2 separate regions of the Mus musculus genome follow, and region 2 is linked to region 1. A link is a loop called in an ENCODE intact Hi-C map of the cell type or tissue named here. Cell type or tissue: heart. All regions are shown on one strand. Each heading gives the region's core, and the rest is flanking DNA. Links, peaks and the distances in the headings are about the cores only.

Region 1 (7,823 bases), core at 1,413-6,412:
TGAGGACCACAAGCAAGATGCTCTGAGTTCTCCCAGCACAAGGAGGGAAACTGGGAGCTAGAGAGAGCCAGCGAATCCCGTTTGACAATTGTCTTTGTAATGCTGTGATGTAGTTTAATATTTTTAAACTCCAGATGTCAGAATTATGGTAGAGAGACCCATGTAGAGTCCATTTCATTTCTTATGATGCCTTTATGGTCTCTAATTTTGTTCTTAGGTTGGCCCTGGAAGGCAGATGGGACATTAGAGGCTGGCTGAGACATCTCTCCTAGAGTACACATAGTTCTCTGTATTGAATCTCATGTGTGTCCCTCCTGTCTCTGCATGAGTGACATGTGGCACCCTATGGCTGACCTTAGGGTTTAGGATAGGTATCTAACATTGTTTGGTCCCAGGACCTTGAGAGCTTTGCTGGGTTCACTCCACAGAAGTCTTGGCATCTAAAGAGTGAAGGCGAGTGACAGATTCCCCTTAGCTAAGGATGCAGCCATGATGCGGGTACCTCATTAAGGTTCCAACACATTGCCAGGGCCTCTGAGCCCAAGGTTGAGTGTGCCCCAAATCACCCAAGTCTCCCCTATCCTCTATCCTAATGTGGGGCACCATGCCGCTCAACTGTATCCCAACAACTGGCCAAAGCACAGATTTTTCTCAAGCCAGTCCATTTTTTCCCCGTTCACAGGCTAACTCCTTTGATAATGTGTGAAGGGTTTTCCAAGAAGGGTGTGCTATTTTTACACCAGCCTGCGGTAGACCTCTCATCGTCTGGCCCTGTTAGTGTGATGCCGATACCCTTTAAGACAGGTGGTATGCATTACACTGAGCCCCTGTATATCCTTTGAGATCTGGGGGGGGGGGGGGGATCTGTGATGACCCCAGGACAGCTCAAGGATTCAGTCTCTTCCACACTAATTCCCATTTCTCTGAAGGACAAGTCGCTTTGAGGCCAGGACTTAATAAGCTTTTGGGGGCAGTGCTAACGGCCAGCTGCCTGCGGGCGTTCAGACCGCCCTGATGTAACCGCTCAGTTTCCGCAGCATCCCTAGAGCTCCTTACCCGAGAATGCAGGACCTTCAGCAGCTCAGGTGTCAGCTCAGCCCAGTTGGACAAAGGGATTTGTTCAGACCTCTCTCTCACTGGAGGAATCTCTCCACGGGACATGGCTCCGAAATATCTGCAAGAGAAGGGGTGGGGGATAGAGGAGGCTCCCGGGTTTTAGTGGCCTCTAGATACTTATGAATTTACTTCACTTTTTTTTTTTTTTGGCTGAGTAGATAAAGGACAGTATTTAGCTGTGGTTTGTTTGCAAATGGGGAAAGTTTGATTGTGTTATTTCCACTTTAAGGAATGAAGAGTGATCAGGGTATAAAAAGGTTTTATTTTCCTCTAAGAATAATAAACAGCCAATGAATCTCATCCCCACCCCCTTCCCTTCTTAGTCTTTTTCTTTTCTTTCAGATGTACTTATTTATTTTATGTATATGAGTACACTGTAGCTGTCTTCAGACACACCAGAAGAGGGCATCAGATCCCAATACAGATGGTTGTGAGCCACTGTGTGGTTGCTGGGATATGAACTCAGGACCTCTGGAAGAGCAATCAGTCCTCTTAACCACTGAGCCATCTCTCTAGCCCTGGTGTTTTATTTTCATAGACAGAGAGATCCTAGGATATGCATAGGATATCCATTCATGCGGATCTGGTAGGCATGAAGACCGTGATTATATGAAGATACTTGCAGATAGAATGGTTCCTGGGGGAGTGGGAAAGGGTTTCTGGCTTGAGGTAGTGAGGCCTGTGTGGGGCTTGAGCAAGGCCCTCAGGAAGGCCCGGGAGGAGAGGCATGGCAAGGAAGGGAACGGCGTAAGTGGATGTGGTGTCTATGAAGCAGTCCTGTTCTTTCATCCCTCAGAATTTTCAGTTAGATATGCCTGCTGTGTGCTACTGCCTCGTGGGGTGGACTCTGTTTGGGAGTGATGAGAAAGATAGGTCAAACCCTATGTCAAGATTGGCGTGATATGGAAAGAAGCTGACTGCCACAGGGAGTGGGCGTGAGCAATATGACGCCGGGGTGTCTCCACCCAAAGTCTTATTCCTGCCCCTCCATCACCAGGTAGTATAAAACACCGGGAGGGAGGGTGCTGTTTTACAGAAGCCCATTTTAGGGTCAGTCTACAGGACAGCGCTAACTACTGCCCTTTTCTGAGACACAAAGCAAACAGAACTAAAGAGACAGGAATCAGAACACGCAACTTCCAGTCTGTGGCTAGAGGTCCTCAGTGGGAGCGGCTGTAGAAAGACTTTGACACTTTTGACCCTGTACATGAGCCATCTCTGTAGACAGACCAGTGTCTGGGTGAAAGTGGTACAGTGGAGCACCCAGACTGGGATGTGGCCTGACCTTACAATCAGATTGGGTGGGGGAGGGGATTTAAAGCGGGGACAGCAATACTACAGCATCCCGTCCCACAGAAGTGCCTGGGTGGATATGTGGCGCTCTCCAAATAGCTTTGGAGTTGTTAGTATAGTTGGTTAGAGAATGTAGCCACACCCACGGATTCATTGCTCTGTATCTTTGCATTGTATTTGCAAGTGAATGATTCCGTGGTTGCAGTTTTACCGATTTCGATTTCGGCTGCCTCACATGCTTGCTTCAGGACAAATCAGTATAGGCCCTGCTGATGGTGGGGAGCTGGCTTCTTCTTTGTCGAGGAAATTCTTGCATGTTATGAACTAAATACCTATTTTATCTTGGAGATACTCGGTGCTGTTCCATCTGCTAGAACACAAGATTGTAAGCCACAGAAAGCGATCCGGTAAGTGCCTTTGATGTCTAAACTGGATGGAGAATGTTCTTAAGTCATGCTCTTTCTCACTGCACTTGAAGTACAAACTGATCTTGCACGGATGTCTAAAAAATTTATAGCACATCATACAATACGGAGCCAGCAGGTTACCATGGTGGAAAAGTTTCCCTCCATGAATGTCAGGGACAATATCGAGAAATGTCACTTTTCTTGCGATAATGCAGAAGCACAAGGACGTTAAAATGCGGTTTGAAGCAATCATATGGCATAAAACAAAATCTGTCCGACTATGCCAAAAGAAATTAGCCTTCTGACGTTAAAGTCCAATCTTAGAGGTAATGCATACAATTCAAGATAGAAAACGACACAGGATTCATGACTAGGCAAAGCAACTCCATTTAGACTGCATTACTTTCCTTCCATTCTAAAAAGCTTCCTTCTGGCTCAGCCTAGATGTCTTCACCACCTGCTGGAGGTTCTCTTTCCTTAGCCCCTCCCTCTACAGTCTGAGGTATCTTCTCACAGAGACACCTCTAAGGAAGTAATCATCCAGCAATAAAAACATCTAGAAAAGGCCCCAGAGTACGGTCTTGTTAGCTCCCAACCCCCTGCACCAAGCCAGGCTGTCCACTTTCCAGCAGGCACGTGTGTCTAAGAAACAATTTCATAGTTGAGAGGCTTTCTATGCAAAGCCGCTGCGGTGAAGTCCGCCCCTGTTGTGCAAGCTCACCCACCGAGCAGCCTCTAGGGGCTCTTCAAGGAGCCAGTGTGCTATGTGCTACACGCACACCATAGAGCGACTTGACCTCTTCAGCTCTACAACCGTTCCCAGAAAGCCATGTGACCTTGGACATCTTCATGCAGACGGGAAAGATCAATTTTTTAAAAAAATCAATTAAAAAAGAATTTTCTCCCCAAAGACTGGGTTCAAAGTGTCTTTAGTCTTGCCCAAGTATGTGTTTCCACAGCCATGAAAGAAGGTGTTTCATTAATCAGAGGAAACCAGCTTGTAGAGATCCCACCTCCTCCTCCTCCTCCCCGCGGGATCGCGCACCGCTCCACTAGGTGCACTGCTGCCATCTAGCGGTAAGAAGGAAAACAAGCTGCAGGTGTAAACCGGGGAAAGGCGAGCGGAGGTGCCAGCCAGATTCCTAAACTCCTTCCAACCAGGAAAGCAGATGGGATGCAGGGATGGGTTAGGCGGGCATGTGCTAGCTGACATGGTAAGCTAACTGATTCTATTTGCCCCAGGACACTTGGCCTACTGTTCTCATGTTACTACTCAATCTGGCTAGTTTAGGGAAGGGCTCTGTGTGTGGATACATTTGTGTGTGGATTTTAAAGACCCAGTTTCTACTAACCTGCCTGCACTGCCTGACTGCAGGCTTGCCAACCTCCTCGGTTTCCCACAAACCCTTTCTTAATATCTGCCATCCGAGAGAAACAACTTACTCGGCTGCCCACTGTATGAGATCAGGAGGCTGGGTCCGAATGGCATCTTTGGTAAACTGCTTCAGCAATTCCGGCAGCTCCGGTGGGATGCATACTTGCTTGTCTGTCTGAGGCATTGATCGCTTGACCTACAAACAGGACCAAACAGAACGCGAGGATTTTATTTGAGTCCTAAGCAATCATGAAACGTAAGAAAGCTGTTTAGAATAAGAGATCCTCTAGACCCTACATTAACACTCGTTTTGGAGTTTCTGCTAGTCTAGAAGTCTTTCTATTGGCTTAAACCCACGTCTGAGCAGCGGGTTTCTCTGGTGGGTGGTCCCCACGATACAAGTGACACAGAACGCAGGCAGAATAGGGAACCCGAAGAATCTGAGCTGACCCGGAGGCTAATGTGATTGGAAAGAACTCAAATGCTGGATATGAATGGCAGTGCAAGGAGGGGAGAGAAAGCAAAAGACCAGACTAAAAACTCCTTTTCCCTTTCTGGCTGCCACTATGTTTGGTGTGGGCGCAAAGGCTAACATCTTTTGTGTGAGAACTCAAACCGGAAACAATAGCCTGTGTGTAGTGATGCGCACTGAGAGCTGTCTCCATAGATTTTGGGGGGTGGGGTGGGGCAGGGTGGGGTGGGGAGAGAAACAGCCCCAAGAAGCCACAGGTCAGCTGTAAGTTTAGGTCTACACCAACAATGCCTAGTTGGAAAACCCTGAGAAGAAAAGACTGTGGTCTTAAGAGGTGGCATTTCCACTCCTCTTTAGTTGTTTGTTTGTTTATTTGGAAGAAGGGGATCGTGTTTAATTTTAGACTTCTTAAAGAGCCAACTATGTCTACATTTTACTAACATTTTTCACGAATATAAAAGATTATAAAAGTCATAAAAGTAACCACTATATATGTAAAAAGGAGAAATGGAGTTTACAAAAAGCCCCCCCCCCAATCCTTATCAATCCAAAATAATCCAAACTAAGACAGTTGGAAAGAATGCGTGCTTATCTCTAACCACAATAAAAGGCCTTAAATGTGTCAGCTATGTACAGAAATCAACAGAGCAGGCTTTTAAACTCTAGGGACAGTCATACCTGGAAAGGCCACAAAGACAGGAAAGATGGAAGATGAAAAGAAGCCACCAACTGTGCAATAGTTGGTTTAGATGCTAACACTGACAAGAGAGAGACTTCGCGGCACGTCATTTTAGGGAAAGATTTCCTTTATCGGGATAAACGCTTTGGCTACTGCCGTTCTTACATCATCATGAGGGCATCTCATGGTAACCAGGGGGAAGCAGGGCATTGTTTGGGATCCCCCTAAATACTGTAATAATCATGAGAGGGTGATACATATATCTATAATTGGAAGTACACCTCCGTGGGGGAGTCTCGTGGTGCCCGTGGGAATCCAGGATATTGCTTTGGCTCCCCTAGTTATTGTAGAAATGACTAGGGATGATGAATAACAATCTAGAGTTGGCGAGGAGAGGGATGTCATCAGAAAAATACCAGAGGGGTCTTGAGACTACTAGCAACTTTGCATGTTTAAGCCAGATGGTAGCTGCATAGATGTCTCATTGTCATATTTATAGCTATATTTATATTACACATTTTATTTTTTTATGTTTAAACAATGTTTTCCATAGCTACTGTTGCAAGCTCTTTTTGTTTTGTTTGGAGACAGGGTCTCAGGTAGCTCAGGCTGGCCCTGACCTCATTTGTTCTGAGTTAAGTCCCCCGTTTTCCTGTTTCCACCCTCAGCTGCTGGGATTACAGGTTTTAGCCACCAAGTGCAGCACTGTGAACTGTATATTTTTGGTTTTTGATGACTTTTCCAACCTATTTCATTTGGTAAACGACAGTGTCTTAGATGGCTTATCTTATTTGTGTGTATCTTAACTTACTCTGGTAAAATGATTATTAATCATTATTAAAAATATCTGATTTGCCATGTTAATCCTTTTCAGCCTACAGTTCCGTGGCAATGCATTCATCTACACTGTTGTGTAGTCAGCAACACCACCCATTTCCAGAGCCCTTTCATGCTCACCAAATGGAAACTGTGACTGAACAAAAGACCCAGGCTTTCTTTCTCTTTGCCACTGACAACCATGACTCCACCTTTCCGATCCTGTGAATTTGAGAACCTTTAGGTACCCTATGCTCATGAGTCGCACACCTTTGTCCTTCCAGAGCTGGCTTATTTTATGAAGTATAACATCTTTCAGCTTCATGAATGTTGTAGCATGCACCAGAATCTCCATCCTTTTTAGGTTTGTATGACCTTCCATAAATATGTACCCGTTTGGGCACTTAGAAAGGGCTGTTGGCATCTTTTGGGGACTTTAACAGTGCTGCTATGAACACGTGTACATAATATCTAATTGTTCTCTGCTTTCCGTTTTTGGGTATGTAACCAGAGGTAGGCTGGCTAGGTCACATGTTAAGTTCAACCACGTTTCTGAGGAACCAAGAAACTGGTTCCACTATTTTACCATCTTTACTTTTCTTGATAGGATCTTTTGAAAAGTGTGTGTATGTGTGTGTGTGTGTGTGTGTGTGTGTGTGTGTGTGTGTGCACGCGCATGCTCACACTCATGTGAGTGTATGCACCTGAGCGTGTGTTCAAGGGTATTTGCCCCCATGTGCATTCTCAGAGGCCTGAAGCAGGCATCAATGTCCTCCACTGTCACTTTTCCCTATTCCTTTGAGTCAGGGCCTCTTCCTGAATGAAATTGGAGCTTATATTTTTCTTGGCGAGGCTGAAAGCTAGTAAGCTCCAATGATTCTCCTGCCTCCACCAGCTCAGAGCTGAGGTACACACAGGAGATCCAAGCCCAGCAAACATCTGCAGTATATCCCCTGTTCCTCTTATCTTTCCTTGATGCTCAGACTTTCTTAAAATTTTCCATTCTCTCCGCTTATTTTCTATCAATTTCTGAAAAGTAATCAATTACATCCTTGAGTGTCTTGTGCCAACTATCATGCTAGATATTATAAACACATTTTCACTTTCAATTCTTAAAACAGCCCACAGGTAGATATCCTTCTACATAGGATGAAACTAAGAAACAGAATGGATTTTTTGCAATGAGCTGCATGATGGTTGATATCTAGATTCTAGGCAGGGTCTATAATCAGCTTGAAGGCATGCACGTCTATGAGGAACCATCTAGATTAGGCTGACGGATGTACGAAGGCCAGCCCTAATGGTAGGCAGCACCAACCCGACCTGGGGGCCCACAGCTGCATAAAAAGAAAGCAGCCAGCTGAGCACAAGCACCCATCTCTCTGCTTCCAGAGTGAAGATGCCACATGTGACCAGCAGCCACCTGCTCCTGCAGTCCTGCCGCAACCACTCTTCAGGTCTGGAGAGATGGCTCAGAGGTTAAGAGCACTGACTGCTCTGCCAGAGGTCATGAGCAACCACATGGTGGCTCACAACCATCTGTAATGGAATCTGACACTCTCTTCTGGTGTGTCTGAAGAGAGCAATAGTGTACTTACATAAAATAAATAAATCTTTAAAAAGAAAAAAACAACCACCCTTTTTTCCCTTAAGTGGCTTTGGTCA
Region 2 (7,823 bases), core at 1,806-6,805, 210 kb before region 1:
TATGACAATGATGGTCAGGAGGGGAGAAGGCACCAGGGACAGAGTGGCCACCTGGTTACTTTGCAAACATTACTTCCCACGGTACAGATTTCAGGTACCACAAAGCCCACAGGGGAAAGTTGATAGTGAAGTACTGTAGCTTGCTCTGTATCCCCAAGCCAGAGCTCAGGGGATACTTGGCTCTCCCAGTCCCTTGCTTCCACCAGTAGTCCTGTGCATTGATATATCTCTTCTCCCTGGGGCTCTGGAGTTCAAACCAACCACAGACTTCCTTAGCTCACATGGCCCCTCCCTAGTCCAATTCTAAATAGTCACTGCAGACAACATAAATTGAGTTATACCACTTGAAGGTCAAGGAGTTTTTTAGCTTTCCACTCTATTAATAAAGGTGGGCATCGCAATGGCAGACAGAGCCCTAGCTGCCTTCTGCCATACAAGCCACTGACCTGCAGCCAGCCAGGCTACTAGAGCTGCATGGAGGTTATCTGGGCCCCACAGACCTCCTCTTGGGGCTTTTCAGCACCGTTCCTTCTGGTTGGAATATGGTCTCCCAAGCTTTTCTTCACCTGCTAATGTTACACTTCCCTGGTCTGTGTTCAAATGTGGGATTTTCAGAAAGGGCATTGTCAACCCAGTAACTGACATTCGTGTCTTGGTCATGATTCCCCACAGGGACTACAGCTGTAATTCCATATGCGAGGCAGTTGACAGCCCTTCTCTACAACCGACAGTCAGCTCTACCCTGGGTCCTGCATCTCTATGCTTCATATCCTGAAAGGAAGGAAGGAAGCAAGGGGTCTGTAGGCCAGAGCAGAGTGGCTTCTGGCCTGGGGTAGGGTTACAGCGCCTTTAGTGTGGTCTGCTTTGAAGACACTGAGACTACACTGAGGAAGACACAGCACTGAGCGTCCCAAGAAACTTCTTACGGATGGAACCTCCAATCAAACCAGGCAGCAAACTACCCCAGGAAAACAGAGCAAAGCACCCCAAGGAAAGCGGTCCTCTGAGCCAACCCTCATTTCCTACACAAGGACTTCAGAAGTCAGGGCATTTAGCTGCTGCTGTTCTGTGCGGAGTATAAGCTGGAAAGCAACAATTATGAAGAAAGACATACCTAGCGGCATTGTCCAAACCTGGAAGAGGGGCAGAAAGACAGCTGGTTATTTTATATGCCAAGCAGAGACAATGAGAAGGTGACATTTTTTTTCTTTAGTACAGAGCTTCCCTGCTCAGGGCTCTGGGTAGGCCGAGAGAGCTTTCTCACACTAGAGACACTTCTCTGACTGGGCTTTATAACAGCAGCCGGGGCCTGAGGGCACGGACTCCATTCTGCTTCACCAAACAGGAGGATGCATTATCAACCGAGCCACATATCAAGGGACAAACCCTCTAGTGAAAAGGCCAACAACACTTGGCTACCTTCAGCCTTCTGAACTGCCCCCCCCCAAAAAAAAAAGTGCATTTTGGACAGATAAGTGCTTTAGAAACATACAAAGGAAGTAACATTTTACACACCCAGAAAAATACAATATATTGTTTTCTTACCATGTCTACTGCTTTTTTAAATAGTATCGTGGAAAATCCCAAAATATCTACTAGTAGAAAGGCAGATATTACAAGTCCTTGAAAGCTTCCAGCACGGTGAGGATAGAACAATTTTACCAGTCCTGCCCATCTCTTTTCTCTTATTCTGTGTGTTTGTTTTTGAGTACTTTCAAACAAATCCCAGCCGTGTATCATTTTGTCATTATAGGCATTAAGAGGGAGAGGCTTTTAAATGCAAGGCTGTGGAAAATAAGAAAGGGTGGCTAAACCTTGCTGCAGAGGCCTGACAGTTCCCAACCCATGGGGAGTGGCCAAGTCACATTCTTTGATCAGGACTGGAGTTTCTTGTTTTAATTGCATCTGCTGGGACAGAAAATACCAGTGGGCGGCACATGGGATGTCTCAGGGTGGCTCCATGACACTTGTCTCAGGTAAATAAATACACTTACACATACAAGTTTCTTCCTGGGGACTGCGGAAAACACTTAAACCAAAATAAAGAGATGGTAGATGGATGGATGGATGGATAGATGATAGAGAGATAGATTATAAAGAGATAGATGTTTGATGATAGATAGATAGATAGATAGATAGATAGATAGATAGATAGATAGATAGATGATTGATGATAAAGTGATACATGGATGAAGGGAGAGGAGAGAGAGAGAAAGAGAAAGAGAGAGAGAGCGCTCAAAAATCCATAGTTTCTAAGGAATGGAATAAGATACAAAAGGGGGAATCACAGGCAGAAGTGGGGGATACAGGAGGAGGAAGGCGATGAGGTGGCTTCCCTTTCTGATCCTCAAGCCCAAGGCATATCTGTGACTAGTCCGTGAGCACGGGGCAGGCTGGACTTGGGGAAGGCTAGAGACTGTAAGCAGGTGATGAGAGAGAGTGCAGAGGAAGAACAGACAGGGCTGAGGACAGAAGCAAGGAAGAGCAGCGTGCTGACATGTCCACTCTGGTGAGGAGGATCCTGGGTAGAAAGAGTTAGGCTGAGTGAGAATTTTGTAGGGTCTAAAAGAAACCTGGGACAAGGGCTAACTGAGGTTCCTCTTAGCATACCAAAGCACATGCTGGCCTCCAGCCTCACTCAATATCTGTAGCTCTTCCCAGTTCTCTGCATGCCACCCCCACCCTAAACTTCTCCAGCTCATGGGCTAATCTTTCCCCAGCTTTTCACTCCTATACAACCCCACCATTTCAGCTATACTTCCCTCTTGGTCATCTTTGGTTGCTTCTCTTCCTCTCTGTCTCTCCCCATCTCACGGCCAGCTTCAGCGTGCTAACCACGTTTAGTCTACTCATTTCTTTTTCTGTTCTGGACCCTTCCAGATGCCTCTGGGTGTATGCTCGCTCACATCTACAATAAAAACCTTCTCTTCAACTCTGCCTTAGAGCAGGCATGTCCTCACTTTATACACATCTGATTTGATGGACAGAATGGACAAGTTACATGTCAGGCAGGAGAGGTGACAGAGCATCATCACATCCACTCACTCTTCCCACAGTCAGAGATATGAAAACAAGCCATGGAAGAATGTGGCTTATAGGCTAACACTTTATAGCTTGCGTAGTTTGCTTTTTCATACACACCAGGGCCACCTGCCTAGGGACCCTCCTACCTGAGCTAGGAGGAAGGACTGAGGACATTGAAGGGGCAGGGTCTAGTTAGGGACACAAATGAAGCGAGCAGGCAGCTCATAGCATCTTCCTCTAGGCCTTTCTCTTCTAGTTGAAAACTTTGTCCTTCACATGCATACACACAAGCGGTGTTAGGAACAGCTCCGTCTATGCTGGTTCTGACACCAGGGAAGGGTCCCTCTGCATCGGCCCCCAATACCTGGGATGGAGAGCTCCGCCGACATGGAGGCTTTCCCTGACCCATTCACCACCATGCAGGTGTACACGCCCAGGTCATCCCGAGTGACCCCACGGATCTCCAGGATCTGCATGCCATTCTTCTCTGACATTGACACACGGGCACTTGGCTGCAACGGGACATTTCCCTACAAGTGGCAACAGGAGAGCTTGGTTACAGACGTCTGCTCTCTTTGACCCAGTTGGCCCGCCTTTCCTCTAGTCCTGCAGAATGGACACCAGGGCTTGAGTACACAGCATCTGTTCTGTGGTCTCCAGAGATTCATCCTGGCGACGACTCTGTTTGCTTGTCTGTTGTTAACGTGACACAAGGTAGAGCCCTCTGAGAAGACGGAACCACCTCAAGTCTCATCAGGCGGGCCTACTGATAAGACTGGGGAACATTTTCTTGATTGGTGATTGATGTGGAAGGGCCCAGCCCACAGTGGGTCATGCTGTCCCTGGGCGGGTGGTTCTGGTGTGTGGGAAAAAGCAAACTATGCACGCTATAGAGTAAGCCTGTAAGCAACATTCACCCATGGCTTGTCCTTTAGCTCCTGTCTCCAGGTTCCCCCTCTGACTTCCTCAGGGATGCCCTATAATGTGGGGGTGTAAGTAAAACAAACCCTTTCCTCTCCAAGTTGCTTTTGGTCGTGGTGTTTCACACACTAACAGAAAGAAGACCGAAACAGTCACCCCTGAGCATTCAGCCTTGAGGCTCCTGCAGAGGCTTGCTGCTGACGTGTGGAAACTGCCTCAGAGGGCCTGTGTTTCTTTGAAGGAATGGAGTGTGAGGACACCCTGGATCTCTCCCTTCATTTTTTTTCCTGCCTTCCTTTTTTTTTCCCCTGAGGGTGAGTTTAGAAGAATCAAAAAGAGGTAAAAGGAGTCCTACTACTCATCTTACTCAAAAGTTTCTTCTCTGAAAAACCTATTCTCTCTCTGGCCTTGATCCCACCCTTCCTGACATCCCTCAGTGCCCTGTTCCATCTCCACCTTTCTTACTACCTGGTACCACCATCTCTTCTGCCTCTCTCCACTTGGTCTGGTTATGAGTGGTCTGTAAAACACTTCCACACGGAGCGTCCTCCTAACATGCTGAGGCATTACTCCTACCTCAAAGCTGGTGAGACTGGGTTCCAAAGGTTTAAGTGACTTGTCTAGTGTCACATGCCTCAAGAACCATAGAACGGCTCCCTGAAAATTAGTGCCCCAATTCAAACTCCTTCCTTGAGGTGCTTCGTCTGTCTTTGAACAAAAGCTTTCTGTTGTTTTGTGAGGTGAGGAAGAGAACACCATGGTCTGAGTGACAGCAGGGGACCCTAGAGTAGAATGTCACTATCACATATACTCAGAACCTTGGGGAAACGACCGGGGTTGAAACAGAAGGAACTAACTGGAAAGACAGATTCCCAGGGTGTGAGCTCTCGGGCTTCCTGGGAAGGGCCAGAGTCTGGGTGGACAAAGCCTTACCTTGAGCCAGGTGACCTGTGGTGGAGGCCGGCCAGTGATCTTGCAGGAGAATCGCCCCATCTGCCCTTCTTTGACCACAGCTCTGCCCAGCTTGGTGGCAAACTTTGGTGGGCACTCACCCCAGATGCTAGGACGAGTCTCCCCTGGAAATCTGTCTCGAGAAAGAAGTCAACAGAGAATCCATTTAGACTGGATAGCCACTCAGAAACCATTTGAGGGTTGTTTTCCCAACTCCATGCCTCAAATACTTCTTCTAACTCATCTTCTCTCCCTGTGGCACCAGAATGTATCACCTCTATCACACGGGCATGCATCTGTGTCACATCTACCAGCCTCCCTTAAACCTTAACTCTGGTCTAAAGCCTGGATTTTGGACAATAGACCAAGAGCATTCTTGCTGTATGCAACCTCCAGAGCTGACTTATGGAAACTTCCAGAAAGGCTCTCCGCTCTGTTTTCTGCCCAATATTCTAGCTAGGTGTAGAGGCTCCAGGAGATGGAGCTACAAAACAGAGAAAGTACGGGCTCCTTAGAGAGAATGTGGGAAGCTCTCATCCATTCAAGAACAAGTTAAGAAATAAGTTTGGGCTGAGCCACCTAGATCTGGGGCTCGTCTGTGACAGCAGCTATTGTTAACACTTCTAAATCTACTCATATTTCTATCCATTATTATCTTAATTGTGGAGAATCCTTTGAAGACCATAGGCACATTCCTCCATTCCCTTACTATTTAGCAGATGAGCCAAAGATGCTAGCCACAGAGGCTTCCAGGTCAGGAGATGCTGGGGGAATGGCTCTCAATGTACCACTAGGCCCCCATTCTTCAGTTATTACAACCTAGGATATGTAAGACATATGCCCTATACCTATGCGTGCTAAGTCAGCAGGAAAAGACAATCCAACCCTTACTCTGGCTTGAGCATTCCAGAACTTACCCTGAGGCTTTAGAAAGAACAGGCTGATCACGCTTCTTCATAGAATTCCCTGTAACACACAGAGAGAAGGCTAGAGAGTCAGGGTCAGGTTGCATCCACCAATGTCAGCAACGAGTCATGCAGACTCAACTACAGGGGAAGATGGAGCTATATGTGAACCTTAATGGGCACATTCTGACTCTGAGCACCAGGCTAATGCATCGCAAACACTGGAATATAAGTGCCTTATAATAATTTAATGAAGTAGGTAATTCATTATTTTTCCATCTTTTAAAGTTTTTTTAATGTATTTATTGTTATTTTGTGTGTATGAGTGCTTGCCTGTATGCATATATGTTCATCAGGTGCATGCCTGGTGTCTGTGGACAAACGGCACATGAGCCATCAGAGGGTATTGGATCTCCCAGAATTGGAGTTGCAGATGGTTGTGAGTCACCATGTAGGTGCTGGAGACTGAACCTGGGTCCTCTGTAAGAACAGCAAATACTCCTAACAGCTGAGCTGTCTCCCCAACCCTCTTTCTGTCTTTTTTTTTTCCCAGTGGGTAAGAAAAAATGAAATTCAGAGAAGTCACAGGTGGAAATAATAGAACCTAAAATGATTTGGGAATTCATCAGGCCTCCCAAGTTCTAGAATACTCAACCTCCTAGCTGAGTTGTGAGGTAGTATTTGGGACTTTCTATTGTTAGAATCACCTATAGAGATCCAGGACTGGTCCAGAATATGCCACAGCTTAAGTGAGGGAAGGAGATGCACATCTCTTACCATATCTATTTACGATGAACAGAATCAATGCTCAGTTCTTCCACAGAAGGCCCAGCAAATAGCAACAAGCAGAAATAGAACAGGAATGAGTGAGCCGCTGCGAAGCCACACCTCCCAGAATCAGCAGTACTGCCAGGCCTCGGCAAGCTGCTGCTGTGCTAGGTACCGCCAGTTCTAGCTGAAAAGTTACTATGCCCAGTGCCACCGAGCCTGGGTGAGCTGCTGATGTACCAGGCAGGAAACAGCAGTATAGCAAACCTAGAGACACCACATGGGGAACCCTTTATCGGGGGGCTGCAGCTGGGGAGGAGATATAAAATGTGACCAGAAAACAATGCAGTAACATAACTACACAATAGTGGTTTGGTTTTGGGTTAGGAGAAGGAGGAAAGAGCCATCACCCTGGAAGTTGGTCTCTTTCTTCTATAAGCTGTGAATGCGTATAAAAAGCCTACTAAGGAAGGCTGGGTCGTCGTGCTCATATGAGAGAGTGTCTGCTGCAGGGAATGCACAGGACATTTATTGGGGAATGGTAGACTTCCTTACGCTCTCTCAGCTATCACATTTCCATGACAGGACAGGAATGGACCCATGGGTAGAGACTTAACGTCACAGTTAGCATTTCCCTAGCCACACCTATCTTGAGATTCTGACAGAACATCAGTGAGACAGGAGCCACACCAAAATGCTCAGGCCACACTGAACTTGGGATGCCATGGACCAGTGATCACTGCTGATGTATTTGTCCAATATGACCACTGGGCGAGCAGTCTGCCAACTCACTCTCTAGCCAAGGTTGAAAGACACTTTAAGCTCATCAAAGGAGAGACAGGTTTTGAAAGAACCCAGTTGACATGGACAGTTAAGATAGATGCTGGGCTCCTTCCATGCTGTTGGAGGAAGCACAAAAAGATACACATTGATAATAGTAATTGTTTGAGGGTGGTAGGGTGCTCAATAATTTAGGTATATTTTACTTTCAGAAATATTAGCTATGTATAATTTAGTTATATTTTACTTTTAGAAATATTAGCTATATTTTTTAAAACTTAGAAAAGAAATGGTTTTTAAAAATGGAATACAATGTGGTCACCCGTACCCTGAACAAAGGGAGAAAGCAAGTGAGGGACATCCAGCCAGCATGTTGGAGCTTCTTGTACAGCCTCCATACAAAGGCAGCATCCATAAGCCTGGCTGCTGAGATGCGGACCACATACCATTCACAGCACTTAGCAATGCTACTGT

The links. Peaks named below come from ENCODE experiments on the same cell type or tissue, not always from the same donor. Only the 100,000 strongest peaks of a DNase experiment are listed, where the experiment ranks them.
Region 2: a loop joins it to region 1, with 2.3 times the contacts of the local background. A loop is called at or near these places in 2 of 42 quality-filtered maps.

What each region holds. Positions count from the first base shown.
Region 1 is chr16:34,663,248-34,671,070 of GRCm38, reverse strand. Ropn1 (ropporin, rhophilin associated protein 1) reads right to left here. Exons shown (of 6, transcript NM_030744.2): 2 at 4,260-4,387; 3 at 1,057-1,174. The coding sequence starts at 4,375. Among named protein-coding and RNA genes, the nearest start is that of Ropn1, 16 kb to the right of the region's middle. In heart, for the core only: a CTCF peak has its summit at 3,885 (motif pointing left); a DNase peak (open chromatin) is centred at 3,890; H3K4me3 peaks cover 661 bases; H3K27ac peaks cover 877 bases; H3K27me3 peaks cover 1,438 bases.
Region 2 is chr16:34,871,228-34,879,050 of GRCm38, reverse strand. Mylk (myosin, light polypeptide kinase) reads right to left here. Exons shown (of 32, transcript NM_139300.3): 4 at 5,814-5,862; 5 at 4,879-5,029; 6 at 3,389-3,554; 7 at 1,115-1,133. Among named protein-coding and RNA genes, the nearest start is that of 1700119H24Rik, 64 kb to the left of the region's middle. In heart, for the core only: no CTCF peak of the experiment used is centred there; no DNase peak of the experiment used is centred there; H3K27me3 peaks cover 388 bases.